Regions from separate parts of the Mus musculus genome. Here all the other regions are linked to region 4. The links are chromatin loops, found by intact Hi-C in ENCODE. Cell type or tissue: left cerebral cortex. All regions are shown on one strand. Each heading gives the region's core, and the rest is flanking DNA. Links, peaks and the distances in the headings are about the cores only.

The links. Peaks named below come from ENCODE experiments on the same cell type or tissue, not always from the same donor. Only the 100,000 strongest peaks of a DNase experiment are listed, where the experiment ranks them.
Region 1: it touches region 4 in a loop (6-fold over the local background); 5 of 42 quality-filtered maps call a loop at or near these places.
Region 2: a loop joins it to region 4, with 5 times the contacts of the local background. A loop is called at or near these places in 5 of 42 quality-filtered maps.
Region 3: it touches region 4 in a loop (2.2-fold over the local background); 3 of 42 quality-filtered maps call a loop at or near these places.

The regions. Positions count from the first base shown.
Region 1 is chr15:34,679,131-34,682,149 of GRCm38, reverse strand. It overlaps 4930413F20Rik (RIKEN cDNA 4930413F20 gene), which reads right to left. Exons shown (of 4, transcript NR_045883.2): 4 at 2,946-3,019. It also overlaps a transcript of Nipal2 not described here. Among named protein-coding and RNA genes, the nearest start is that of Nipal2, 1.9 kb to the right of the region's middle. In left cerebral cortex, for the core only: a CTCF peak has its summit at 1,518; DNase peaks (open chromatin) are centred at 1,574 and 1,953; H3K4me3 peaks cover 25 bases; H3K27ac peaks cover 2,006 bases.
Region 2 is chr15:34,539,494-34,542,512 of GRCm38, reverse strand. No RefSeq gene overlaps it. Among named protein-coding and RNA genes, the nearest start is that of Gm22208, 9.3 kb to the right of the region's middle. In left cerebral cortex, for the core only: a CTCF peak has its summit at 1,381 (motif pointing left); a DNase peak (open chromatin) is centred at 1,339.
Region 3 is chr15:34,890,250-34,893,268 of GRCm38, reverse strand. The region is part of intron 10 of Stk3 (serine/threonine kinase 3); the gene reads left to right. Among named protein-coding and RNA genes, the nearest start is that of Gm52204, 19 kb to the left of the region's middle. In left cerebral cortex, for the core only: a CTCF peak has its summit at 1,660 (motif pointing right); a DNase peak (open chromatin) is centred at 1,682.
Region 4 is chr15:34,836,844-34,839,862 of GRCm38, reverse strand. It overlaps Kcns2 (K+ voltage-gated channel, subfamily S, 2), which reads right to left and starts at 2,508. Exons shown (of 2, transcript NM_181317.4): 1 at 2,011-2,508; 2 at 1-1,413. The coding sequence starts at 1,370. It overlaps Gm32970 (a long non-coding RNA gene), which reads left to right and starts at 1,188. Exons shown (of 7, transcript XR_383919.3): 1 at 1,188-1,524. In left cerebral cortex, for the core only: CTCF peaks have their summits at 1,403 and 2,215; DNase peaks (open chromatin) are centred at 1,380, 2,180 and 2,343; H3K4me3 peaks cover 1,873 bases; H3K27ac peaks cover 1,479 bases.

The DNA of each region.
Region 1 (3,019 bases), core at 394-2,893, 160 kb after region 4:
ACCGAATAAAGCCTCATTTTGTATACATAGTGCATGATATATAAATCTTTAAAATTTTACTTTTTCAAAACAATGAGTGGGAAGTGGTTGTCACAGAGGGTTTCAATTTGCATTTTCTCTATTGTTAAGGTTAAAATATTTTTCATTATTATTATTAACCACTGATATTTGTGTATTCTGGCATATATATACATATATATATATATATATATATATATATATATATGAATTTTTGTCCATTGTAGGTGTGATAAATAAGGGTTCTCAGTTTGTGACTTTCCTTTTCTATTCCATACTGTCTATTGATGTATAAAAGTTCTCGGCTTTGTTGTAATTACATTTTTCAAATTTCCCTGTATGGTTTGTGCCTTTGTATTTGTTTAAGGAAGTTTCAATTTTAATGTTCTAGGTAGCAACAGCCAACATTTACTGAATACTTCAGCATTTATTGAATATTTTGCTTTCAGTACTAAATTCTGTCCTTTTAAAAATTGTTTTTGCCTCAGTGGGAAAAGATGTGCCTAACCTTGCAAACTCCATGTGTCAGGGTGAGGGATATCCAGAGGGCCCCTCCCACTCAGAGGTGAAGGGAAGGGGCATAGGGAGATGGGGGAAAGGATTGTGGGAGGGGCAACTGGGAGATGGGCAGTGAGTGGAATGTAAAGTAAGTAAAAAAATAAATTGTTTTTGCAATTTTATTTATTTCTATTTTGTGTATATTGGTGTTTTGCCTATATGTATGTCTATATACCCTGTGCATGTTTCCCTAGGGAACCAAAAGAGGGTTTCAGATTCCCTGGGACTGGAGTTATAGATGGTTTTAGCTGTCATTGGAATTGGTCAATGGGAATTGGACCTGGGTCCTCTGAAAGAGCAAGTTGTGCTCTTAACCACTGAGCCATCTCTCCTGTTCCTCATTGTCTTCCTTTTATGTAAAAGACTGAAAGGCTCAGAGAAACAAAATTACTGTGTCAAAGTCACACAGCAAACAAGCAGTTATCAGGCTCTGAATACAGGCAATCTGTCAAGCCTCTTTTTGTAAGGTTCTCTTTAAAATCTCCACTCTGTAGTTCACTTGCATATAGGAAGTGAGATACTGGAGCTGATCTTTACCTTGAACCCTCCATTTATTCTGAGATGCTCATTGTTAAATACTACTACTACTAATAATAATAATAATAATAATAGTGATAATAGTCATAATAATAATCATGATAACAAATCAAAAAACAAAACACTAGTGTTAACTGTGTCTTGCTAAAAATGATGTTTTTAAAGTTTTACTAATTCTGCAATTAAATGATCCCAAATAAGGAGGACCAAATGGAACCCATTCTTCAAGTGCTAAGTGAAGTCCAGCTTCAAATGATGTGGCACTAGAATTAACAAGAAGTCAGCCCTTAGATTGTAGCACCAAGAACTGAGAGACTGAAATGAAATCTGCCTCGCCCCCAAGAAGCCCTGCAAGAGGCAGAGGCCAACAAAAGCAGGAACAGTCTTCGAAGCTCCACCTACAGGGCTGGGACCAAAATAGTTCACACGCATCCCTGCCGCCTCCTGTGAACCCCGTGGGAAGGCACTCTGGTCACGAATTGCTTGTTTCAACCACCCACACACACTAGGGCAGCAGCAGTGATGGCAGCCGCATCTTGGAACCCATCGATCGACTAACCAACAGCACGTAGGCTTCACATGTTTCTCCATCAAGTGCTTTCTTTCTCCAAAGGTTTTATACAAATATAAAGAGATCGAAACTGATTTTCTAAGTTAAGAAGTGAAGAAGCTTCTGAGTTGTGAGCAACAGAGCATGGGGGCCTGATCATAAAGGTCTCACAGAGCAGGCACAAACCTGTGAACGTCCCTGGAGATGGGGAAGGTCGATCTGTTTAGTATTTTGCTTGTTAGAGCCTGCCTGCATGCCTACTTACAATCTGGCTGACAGATAATACTCAGGAGTGATTGTGCCAAGCTCTGCCAGTTCCCCTCTGCCACCCCTCCTCATCTATCCTCACATACTACTCTCCAGGAGGGAAATGCCCCAAAATCTCTGGCAAGTAAAGCTAGGCATGTGACTTATTCCCAGCCAATGGGGTCAAAGGAGGAGAGATGATGGTTGTGGAGGTTGGCGATTCTTGGACAACCATTTTCCATTAAAGAGTATGCGGATCCCAGGCATGGCAGAGCTGAGGGATGGGAGTGTCCTAGAATCACATAGCAGGCATGTGTTTCAGGGGTATGGTGCTTGCTTAACATCTAAAGGCAATGGGTTCGATTTATAGCACCATATACTTATGAAATTAATGAAATTTATATAGCGAATTGATTTTTCTTTGGGGTATTTAATTGAAATAAATTCGTTTCTTTAAATTGAACATAGTTAGCTACAATTATTAATTGTTGACTTAACATTTTGTTTACTCAAGCAAGAACCAACACAACTGTCAGGACGACTTGCCTTTTTTTTTTTTTTTTTTTTTTTTTTTTTTTTTTTGCGTCTGAAATGACTTACACTCTCTTCTCTGCTTTACATATTTCCCCTAAGAAATCATCACAGCTTTCTCCCAGGTCCCTTTTTCCCTCTCTCTCTTCCTCTCTCCCTTCTTCCCTCCCTCCTTCTATCCCCCCTCTCCTCCTCCTCCTTTCTCCCTCCTCTCCTCTCTTCTCCTTCCCTCCCCTCTCCTCTCTTCCTGTCTTGTTTCCTCTCTCCCCTATCTTTAAAGTGCATAGCTTAAAGAGTCTCAGTGTCTTGAAAACAAATTCCCAGTGTAGACACTTCATGTAATAACACAAAAATCACAGAATGTTCAAAGTGACAGACAAGACAAAGATCATTTGTAGTGTAACCGAGTTTAAAACCGGTCAGACTAGAATATCCAGTATGCGTACTTAAGGTTGTTCTTAGCATTTCTGACTCAACTTAAATCACCATATGGGGCAGCTGACAACGTTTCAGCAATTCTTTATGAACTTATCTGACAGCCTATCCAGCTGCCATAGGATATCTCTTCTCTATTCTTCG
Region 2 (3,019 bases), core at 221-2,720, 300 kb after region 4:
GCTTTTACACACATACACGCACACGCACGCACACACATGGGTGCACACGCATGTACACAAGTGCATGTGCACACACACGTTGAAGCCCTGACACTCACCCCACATGGTAGCACTGAGTGGTGAGTCCTTTGGGTAGCAGTCAGGTTCAGGTGAGGTCATGAGGGTGGGAAGTCTGTAAGGGAAGGAAGGAGAGAGAGCAGAACGTTCAATCACACAGTGCAGTAAGTGTGCTTTCCCTGTTTTCTTCAAAATGGGATGTAATATAGCTTACAATTGAGGGTATGAATGTTAGGAAGAGGGATCTCACCAGGAGCCAAGTCTGCTAGCACCGTGATCGTCAACCTCCCAGCCTCTAGAACAATAAGAAATAAGTGTCTGATAAGCCACTGACCAACCTGTGGGGTTTATTCACAGCAGCCAGAGACAGCCAGAAAGCAGCCTCAGAAAGGTATATTCTAGACGGTGTAGTATCAAGATGGGAGACAGCTATCTAAGTCCTATGGGTGTGTAAAGCCATTGAGACCTTCAGGTCTGTCTGTCGTGGCATCTATGTATCCATCATCCCTGTATCTATAATGCCAGGGCACAGGGTTGTGCCAGGCCTGAGGTGGGTAACAACTGCTAAAAAAACATGTGTGTCCTTTTTCCATCCAGTAACTCGGTTAAATGGAGCGGGTGCCCAGGGGATTCCCTGCTTCCTGACAGGCTGTAGGTGCTGAGCACAGGGACTCTGCCTGCCCCCAGTGACATTTCAGTCAGTTCAGTGAGGCACTTGTGTAAACTGACCATTCTGTATAATGTGGTAAATGTACACACAGGAGGTTAGAGTCAGAAGGGAAGAGGCCAGTGTGGAGGCATGTAGCAATGCTGGCAGCGGTGTGAAGTTGAAAGAACCTTCCCGGGGCAGATGAGAGAGACTAACTGTGAATGATGGGATATGGTCATTAGAGCATTCCTAAAGGCTGAATCCTCTTAGTCTCTTTTGCTTCGGAGAGAGCAGCTAGAGAAGGTGCGAGGATCTAGGGTCAAACACCTAGCGTCTCTTTTGAGCTTAGTATAGCAAATTCAATTTTTATTTTTCTAGGTCTAGCATAATGTCCTACTTTCTTCCTCATCATTTGGATGGAGCCTTTCCACATGGAAGAGAGTGTCTGGGGACAGCAACAAACCTTACATCTCCTGGTTCTGAGTGTAGGCCCTGGTCTGCAGCTGGAGCTCCACAAACAGCCATTGAATCTAAAGAAGCAGCTGCCCTTCCCATTTGCCTGAAGGCTCCAGGGAACATCCCTCCAGGGCTAGTAGTTCCCTTAATTTCTAGGGACTGAACCTCTGGGAGTGTCACTGTTGGTCCATACTGCCACCCAGTGGTTATACTTGGGTACTGCATGTTCTCAGTGGACAACTCTGGAGGGTCCCCAAATGGCCATGTTCAACCCCATAACATCTCAGAATAACTATCTATTTTAGCTTTTGTGTGCTAAGTGTCCATCTTCCAACAGATTGCTAATGAGAGGTCATATCTGAGAGAGATAAAAGGGAAATGACGGACTGTGACAAGCCTTTACCAAGGAGCATGTTGGCCAGGATGGTGACTGCCATCTGTTAGGTGCCACTCTCTTGCTGTGCTGCCCTAGACAATCACTTTGTTTCGGTGGACTTGCTCAGTGAAGCATCTTTTGCAGCCTTTCTGCAAAATAAGAGATTGCACAGCTTACAGAATTGCTATGGGGATTAAAATAAATAATCCATATAAACTACGCTAAAGCTCCCTGGCAGGCACATGCAAGCACTTAGCAAATATAAACACAAGGCACTTAAGTTTCTGTTATTCTATCTCAGCTCAGCGAGGGGGATGAAGGGAGCCTTAGTGCCATCTCCATTGTTGACAAGGACACTGAGGACCTGAGGGCTTAAGTAACTTCCCCCAAGGTCCTTCAGTCTGAAAAGGGCGGGGTTTAAAGCCCATCTTTATGGATCTTGCCGTCATCCCAAGTAGGTCTTTGAAAGTTCTGCCCCTTGAGTTGCAGACCCACTGGGAGAAAGTTGAAATGATCCAAAGAGGAAGAAAGAATGACAAAGATCCAAATCTAGCACAGTTTACAGCTCACATCTACTATGGGTGAGCAATCCTCTCGACGGAAGAAGGCACATGTTTTCCAAACCCTGGTCCTGAGGAGTGCCCACTGCGTCAGGAGGTTCTGGCTTCAATTCATACACAGAAGCTGTGTTATGTGGCTAAGTGACTTAGACACATGCTGTCCACTCTCTAGGACACAGCTTCTTCCATGTCCAGGTGGGACAAGAGAATCCAAATCACCTGCCCAGGCTGACATCTTGTCATCCCATAATCTATACCCTTCGAGTGCTCCCTAACTATCTGCAGTGAGGGTCCCAGGTGACCAGCAAAGAACCAGAACCCTGGAAAGGACTGGTGACAGATGGAAAGGCTGGCTGGGTTCTATCACATGAGCAGGAACTTAATCCCTGCTAGAATCCAGTAACAATGTCCACAAAGGCCTGGAAGCCAGGCCCGTGATTTATGGACAAGATTAGAAGACTACAGTGATTATTGGCCCAGAAGACCCACACTGGGTAGGGCATGAGCAGAGGCTACAGCTCCAGGGAGTGCAGGGTTCAGAAGGTGCCACACAGCACCTTACGTCCCTTCAGGGTACGAGGTGGCTGTGTGCTATTGTCTTGTTTTGGCGAATATTTTCAGCATGAGTGGGCCAATTGGCAGACGTAATCATAGGCATTTCACACACACACACCTAACAAGGGCAAGATGAATGATGTGGGTGGTGCTGGAGTCATAAATATCACCAGTATATCAAGGCAAAATGAAAGCAAAGAAAATAAATCTATCAGGATTCCGTGGCTCTCCAAAGCAACCCCAGGACAAAGGAAGCCAGATTCCCCCGACAGCCTGAGCACCGGACTCCTAAACTGTCTTCTCTGGCCGCCAAAGCTTGAGCAATTTCGACACAAGGCAGTGTGTGACTCTCGTGTGCTTTGGAGC
Region 3 (3,019 bases), core at 281-2,780, 53 kb before region 4:
TCCTTTTAGAAACATTCTTGTTCAGTCTTTTAAAAGGCTATTATGTCACCCTGTGCTCTCCTAGGAATTATAAAAAAATAATAAACTTTTGAAAGCACTTTACAAAATTAAAGAATTATAAAAATGCTAAGTGCTTTGTGTGGTCATTGATTTAATCTTATAATGTTTAGGCCATTTTGCCAACTCAATGTGGATTTTATAATATGTACTTGTTCTTACTCTGTTTTCTGTAAATTTTCACATTCTGATTTTATTATATCCTTATGTGTGTTTTTGCTAGTTTAGCAATAGTGATTAATTTTAAATTATTTATTGTAGTTAAGGCAAAAATAAAGTGAAACTGAATTTTCTAGCGTAAAATTCTGTGCATTTATTTAAAAAAAAAAAAAGTCACTCTTACTTTGTAGAGCAGAGCATAGAGAGCATAAAGGCACGCGGACTCATGCCTGTAATTCCTGCAGTCAGAGGTTCAGACAGGAGGATTGCTGAGTTCAAGAGCATGCCAGGCTATGCAGTAAAGCCCTGCTGCCTCCCCTCATGATGGCAGACCCAATCTAATCAAACATTTGAGGATATTGAATTATCTCTGGAAGTTACTTAATCATTCTAATCTTCATTAATAGTATCTGTAAAATAAGTATTTATAAACTTGTCATCTCCTCGCTGTGTGGTTCTGTGAGTAAACACTAGGATGTGAAGAAGCCATGGATTGATTCATTTTGTTTAGACTTAAGAGCCATTGACATTCTGAAGAAAAAAAAAACAAAAAACAAAAAAACAACTGAATCTAATTTACAGCCTTTGTGAAACCCTCTAATGGAAACATTCGCTATGGTGGAAACCGTGTATCTTTGTTATTAACCTTAACTATGTTCAGATTCTGGCTACCTTTCAATAACTACATGTCTTGAGAAGTTAACATTTTTAAAGATTATTTTATGTATAAAATACTTGTTCTGCCTGCATGTCTGTGTGTAAATCATATGTGTGCAGTGCCCATCAAGGCCACAAGAGGATGTGGGATCCTCTGGAACTGGAGTTGCAGGGGTTGTAATCTGTCCTATGGGTGCTAGAAATGGAACCTAGGGACCCTGGAAGAGCGGCCAGTGTCGGTTGCTGAGCCATCTCTCCAGCCTCCTGAATGTTCAAATAAACTCTGGTGTTTCTAAAACTGTAAACTTTCAAAAGTTATAGTATTTTACTGTTTCACAAAACTGTTGCCTTAGGTAAGATTACAGTGTCTGCTGGAGGCAAGCAGTTGATTCATGTAACTACTGCATTGTATAGACATATCCATAGTAACATGAATCCATATAAAAGAATATCTCCTGTAGAGCTAGCCTGAAAACATTAAATAGCCGAATGCCGTCCAGGTCTTTTCACTCACTCGGCTCCCCAGGGAGTGTCCAACACGTTCTGAGGGATACTTTCTCACTGAAGCCTTGAAACAGCTTATTAGTCCCTAGTTGCCAAACTTATCCATACATAGTTTACTGCCTTACACACAGCCCATCAATGCTATTGGTGATTCCTTTCTGGTCTAGACAAGAGTTTCAAAACACATAATGCTAAATTAAAAAAAAAAAAAAGGTGAAATTTAAAAATAGAAAAGCAGGTCTTCTCTCTTAAAGGTGGAAGATGTGCAGCACCAACTATGGGCAGCAGAGGGTGCTGGCTAGCCAAAGACATAATGTTCTCATGGAGGCCGAGTGAAACCTTGTCGTTGTGAGGGGGGCTTCAGTAAACAATTGCTCATGTCTGTGGAGCACAGTGGCTTCATGTTCTTCGGTTCCACAAACCATTAATCTGAAAGGGACCCGTCTTCCTAACTACTCAAGAGCCAGCGATCAGCTGGAGGTATCCATCCTTCACAAATGTGTGCACCTCCTGTGTTTGACCTCACCTCCACCCTGTTGAGGATTGCTCACTCAGAACTCACTCCATACAATTCAGGTAATGTTGGAGTGTTTAATTTTACTTCTTTCTACTGGCTTCCAGTAGTAACTTTCTTAATGAGACTTAAAAGCCTTTCGAAAAATAGTAGCAGGTTATTCACTCTGCTCTAAGCTAGCTAAGAAGCCCACTCCTTTAGGAGCCACTAAACAGTGTCTCATTTGAATGATCAGAGCAGAGATTTCCCAGGGAAAGAGAAAAATCCACTGCCATCATCCTGGCAGAGTCACGTGCCCTGTTTGGTATTGTTATAATTTAGAATGCAAAAAGATCAGTGAAAAACAGTTTGGGGTGACTGAAAAATTGGAAGGTAGTTAACAAAACCCACAGATGCCTTCATATTTAAGAGTGCTTCCTTTTTTGAGCAGCATAGCCTGGTGCAGCTGCTGACATGACAGCCATTGTGGACTGTGAGAAAGAGGACAGTCTGGCAGCAGGCTTTGTAGTGAGGATGATGAAATGAGGCAGTTAACACATCTGCAGGAAGAAAGCAATAGCCAGAGCCATGCCTGTCAGCACTGCAGCTGGGCTTCAGTGAGGTGCTGAGGATACAGAGACTGTGCTTGATGATGGTGGGCCTCGGGGCCTCTCACACATGACACACTCTGGCAAAAGAGAAGGAGCTGATAAAGTTTTCTCGTGTGAATGTCCCTAATAGAAAATGGGCCAGTGGAACTGAAAGAGAACACTGATAGCCAGAGAGGGCAGTGTGTGTGAACCGGCTTTAAGGAATATGATTCTGTTTAACAATAGTTTCTTAGCAAATTTAATTTTGTCTATTTTGGTTTTGTACCTCTTCTGAAATAAAAAAGGCAAGGAACATCTTTTTTACACTATTCTTGCTCACTGCTTCTGTTCATTCCAGGTGTTAGGCACGTAGGGCTTGGTCTGCTGTATCACTCGGGACTGGGGATCACATAGTGTTATCTGAGAATACAAAACAGTGCGTAGACGATTCCTTAAACAACAAAATATTCCAGCCACTTGTACATGGAAAGTTCCTCAGGAGCACGTTGACTTCTGTATTGCATAGCTGCGTTATTATTATTCCAGCAGAGATAACCCA
Region 4 (3,019 bases), core at 322-2,821:
GCCATGAGGGACTTAACTTTATGAGCATAGTAGTCCCTTAAATTGACCGAAGGGACCTCTTTCATTCCATCTCCAAAGTCACAGCTGCGCATAGCACTCTCAAGTTGCTTTTGGCGCCGATAGAAATGGGAGAACTTATTGAAGATCAAAGTGATGGGCAAGACCACCACCAGGATGCCTGCCAAGATGCAGGCAGAGGCAGTCAACTTCCCAGCTGTTGTCCCTGGGACCACATCTCCGTACCCAACTGTGGTCATACTGACAGTGGCCCACCACCAGCAGGCAGGGATGGTGGCCAGGCCTTCGTTCTCCTCCTTTTCAATGGTGTAGGCCACCACAGAGAAGATGGAAATCCCCACTGAGAGGTAGAGCAAGAGCAACCCCACTTCCTTGTAGCTGTACTTCAGGGTGGCTCCCAAGGAGCGGAGGCCAGTGGAGTGTCTGGCCAGCTTGAGAATTCGGAAGATCCTCATTAGCCTCAGGACTTGAGCCACCCTGCCCAAGTTAGCCAAGGTAGGAGAACTCTCCACCACCAGGTTCACCACTAGAGTTATGTAAAATGGGACAATGGACATGAGATCAATAAGGTTTAGAGCATTCTTGAAGAACTTAAGAAAGTCAGGGGCCACAGCAAACCTGGCCACCAACTCAAATGTGAACCAAGCAATGCCAAAGTGCTCCACAATTTCGAACCTGGGGTCTTCACCGGGGTTACCCTGGCTATCAGGGATTTGGAAGTCTGGCAGGCTATTGAGGCACATGGTGATGATGGAGCCCAACACCACCAAGATGGAAAGGACACTGAAGACCCTGCTTAGGACTGAGTAGCCTGGGTTGTCCAACGCCAGCCACAGCTGCCTGCGGAAGTTGCCCAGGGGTTGCCCATCGAACTTGGAAGCATCATTATAGAAGGCCAAGATCTCATCGAAGGAGGAAGTGGTGCTTTCCTGGTCACTCTGCTCGTCCCATTTCTCCTGCTCAGGTTCCACTTTGCGGCCGTGATAGCTATAGCTGCAGCAAGAGTCGATGAAGAACTCATTGATACCCCAGTACTCGATCTCCTGGCTGAAGGAGAAGACGCACAGCTCAGCCATGACGTGAAGCTTGCCGGTGTGGTAGAAATGCAACACATAGGGGAAGAGCTCGGGGTTACGGTCGAAGTAGAACTCACGCTGAACGTCATCGTAGTCATCGCAGAGTTCCAGAATGGCCTCTCGCGAGTGGCAGAGGAGCAGACGGCCCAGGCGTGTCTCAGGGAAGCGCAGCAGCGTATGGGAACGCAGCCGTCTCTTGAAGCCACCCACATTGATGCGGATCTCTCCATCCTCGACGTCGGTATCGGACACATCCCACAGGCTCTGGCGGGTCATGCTGGAGATGCCCAGGCGCCCGCGCCGCGCGGGGGCGCTACACCTGAAAGCAGAGGGAACAGCATCTATGTGAGCGCCGGCACTCCCCACCCCAAGTCTTTCTCTTGTTTTCTCTTCACCCTCATCTGACTGGCCTCTCCAGCAGGGTCTCTAGGTGAGGTCCAGCACTGGGGTGCAGGAATGGGTCTATGGGAGTTGACTCCCTTCCCAAGGCAAGACAAGGGTGTATGTTTCCACGAGTACACCCGGGCCTCCACCTCCTCCAGGGAGTGGCGCCTGTCGGCTCTGAAAGCCCAAGGGGGCTGTGTGCTGACCTTGCCTGTGAGCAGACCAAGGAGACGCCCCCGCCCTCTCGCCGCAGACAGGCGGGACCCAAGCTGAGATGCGCACTGGCAGGGCTGGGCCAAGAAGGGGGCGCGGAGATTTGGGAGGAGGCAAGGAAATTCACCGCTCTAATCTGTAAATCTGGGCCGAGGGCTAAAAGGGTCAACTCAGCGTCCCAGATCTCCAGCCTTCAAGGACCGATTCCATTCCCAGCCCCCTTCCTACCACCACCCCCGCGCCCTTCTGGCGCCGTGCTCCCCGGCCGCGTGCGCTGCGCCTTCCCGGAGCTCGCCTTGCGCGTTCTAAAAGCGCTTACCTGGGTGCACGGGAGCCCGCGGCAGAGGCCGGCGGGAAACTTCCCCGACCTGCTGGCAAGCATCACCGCGGTGGACGCCGTTGGCTGGCTGCGCGAGTGCGCGCGGGTGCGAGGATGTAGATGTGAGTGCTTGTCTGTGTGCCCCGCCACCGGGCAGGCGGGGTCCACCGTGCGCCTCCTTCAGTCTCCGGCCGCACACACCACCGCCCACATCCGCGAGAGGCTCACAGGTGGCTGCGTGGCCCCGACGCTCGTGGAGCCCCCCTCTTCCGATCTGCGCGCCCCTCACCCACCACGAGAGGCAGGAGCCCACGCCGCAGGCGCCCGTGGAGCGGGGGCGGGAACCGAGCCGGTGCGCCTTGCAGAGGGCCTTGAGCCTGGTGCTGCGCGGTGGTGCTGAACGGACAGCTCCGAGCGCGCCAGCCCGGGGCACAGTCGCCGCCCAGACTCTTGAGACGTTCCGGAGCATCATTCTGTTCTTCGGGCGCCCCCCAGCTTTGCACGGAGCTGACACCTTTTCCCCCTCCCTCGGCATCCTCCAGGGACAGCTGTTATTGTCAGCACCCCCAGGGCTCAGACAGAGGGTTGCCTACAGTGACTTTCCTCCCTCGCCGGGTCTGTAGGAAACAGACTGGAGAATGAAGGATGGCTTTTATGTATAGGGCGGATAGGGCAGCAACGGAATGATCTACCGGCTTCGGCTTCCTCTTTTAGAAACCTGAAGAAAAGTTTCCTATACCTGGAAATGGGGTTATCGGAAAATGGGAGCTGTCAGAGAAGACTGAGGTTGAGCTGTGGCAGGGATATGGGTGGGGCAGGAGCTTGGGTGTGTGCACAGGTCCTGTTGGCATGGGGAGGAGTAATGGAGTTCTGTTTGAGAACTCTGCATGATACCGTGTATGTACAAGCCAGTGTGAGCTTCAGAGGAGTACTTGGAGTTCTGTGCGTGTGTGCAATCTGAGGAGTAGGACTACCCAAAATCTGTGTAAAGTATTGACAAATATGTCTT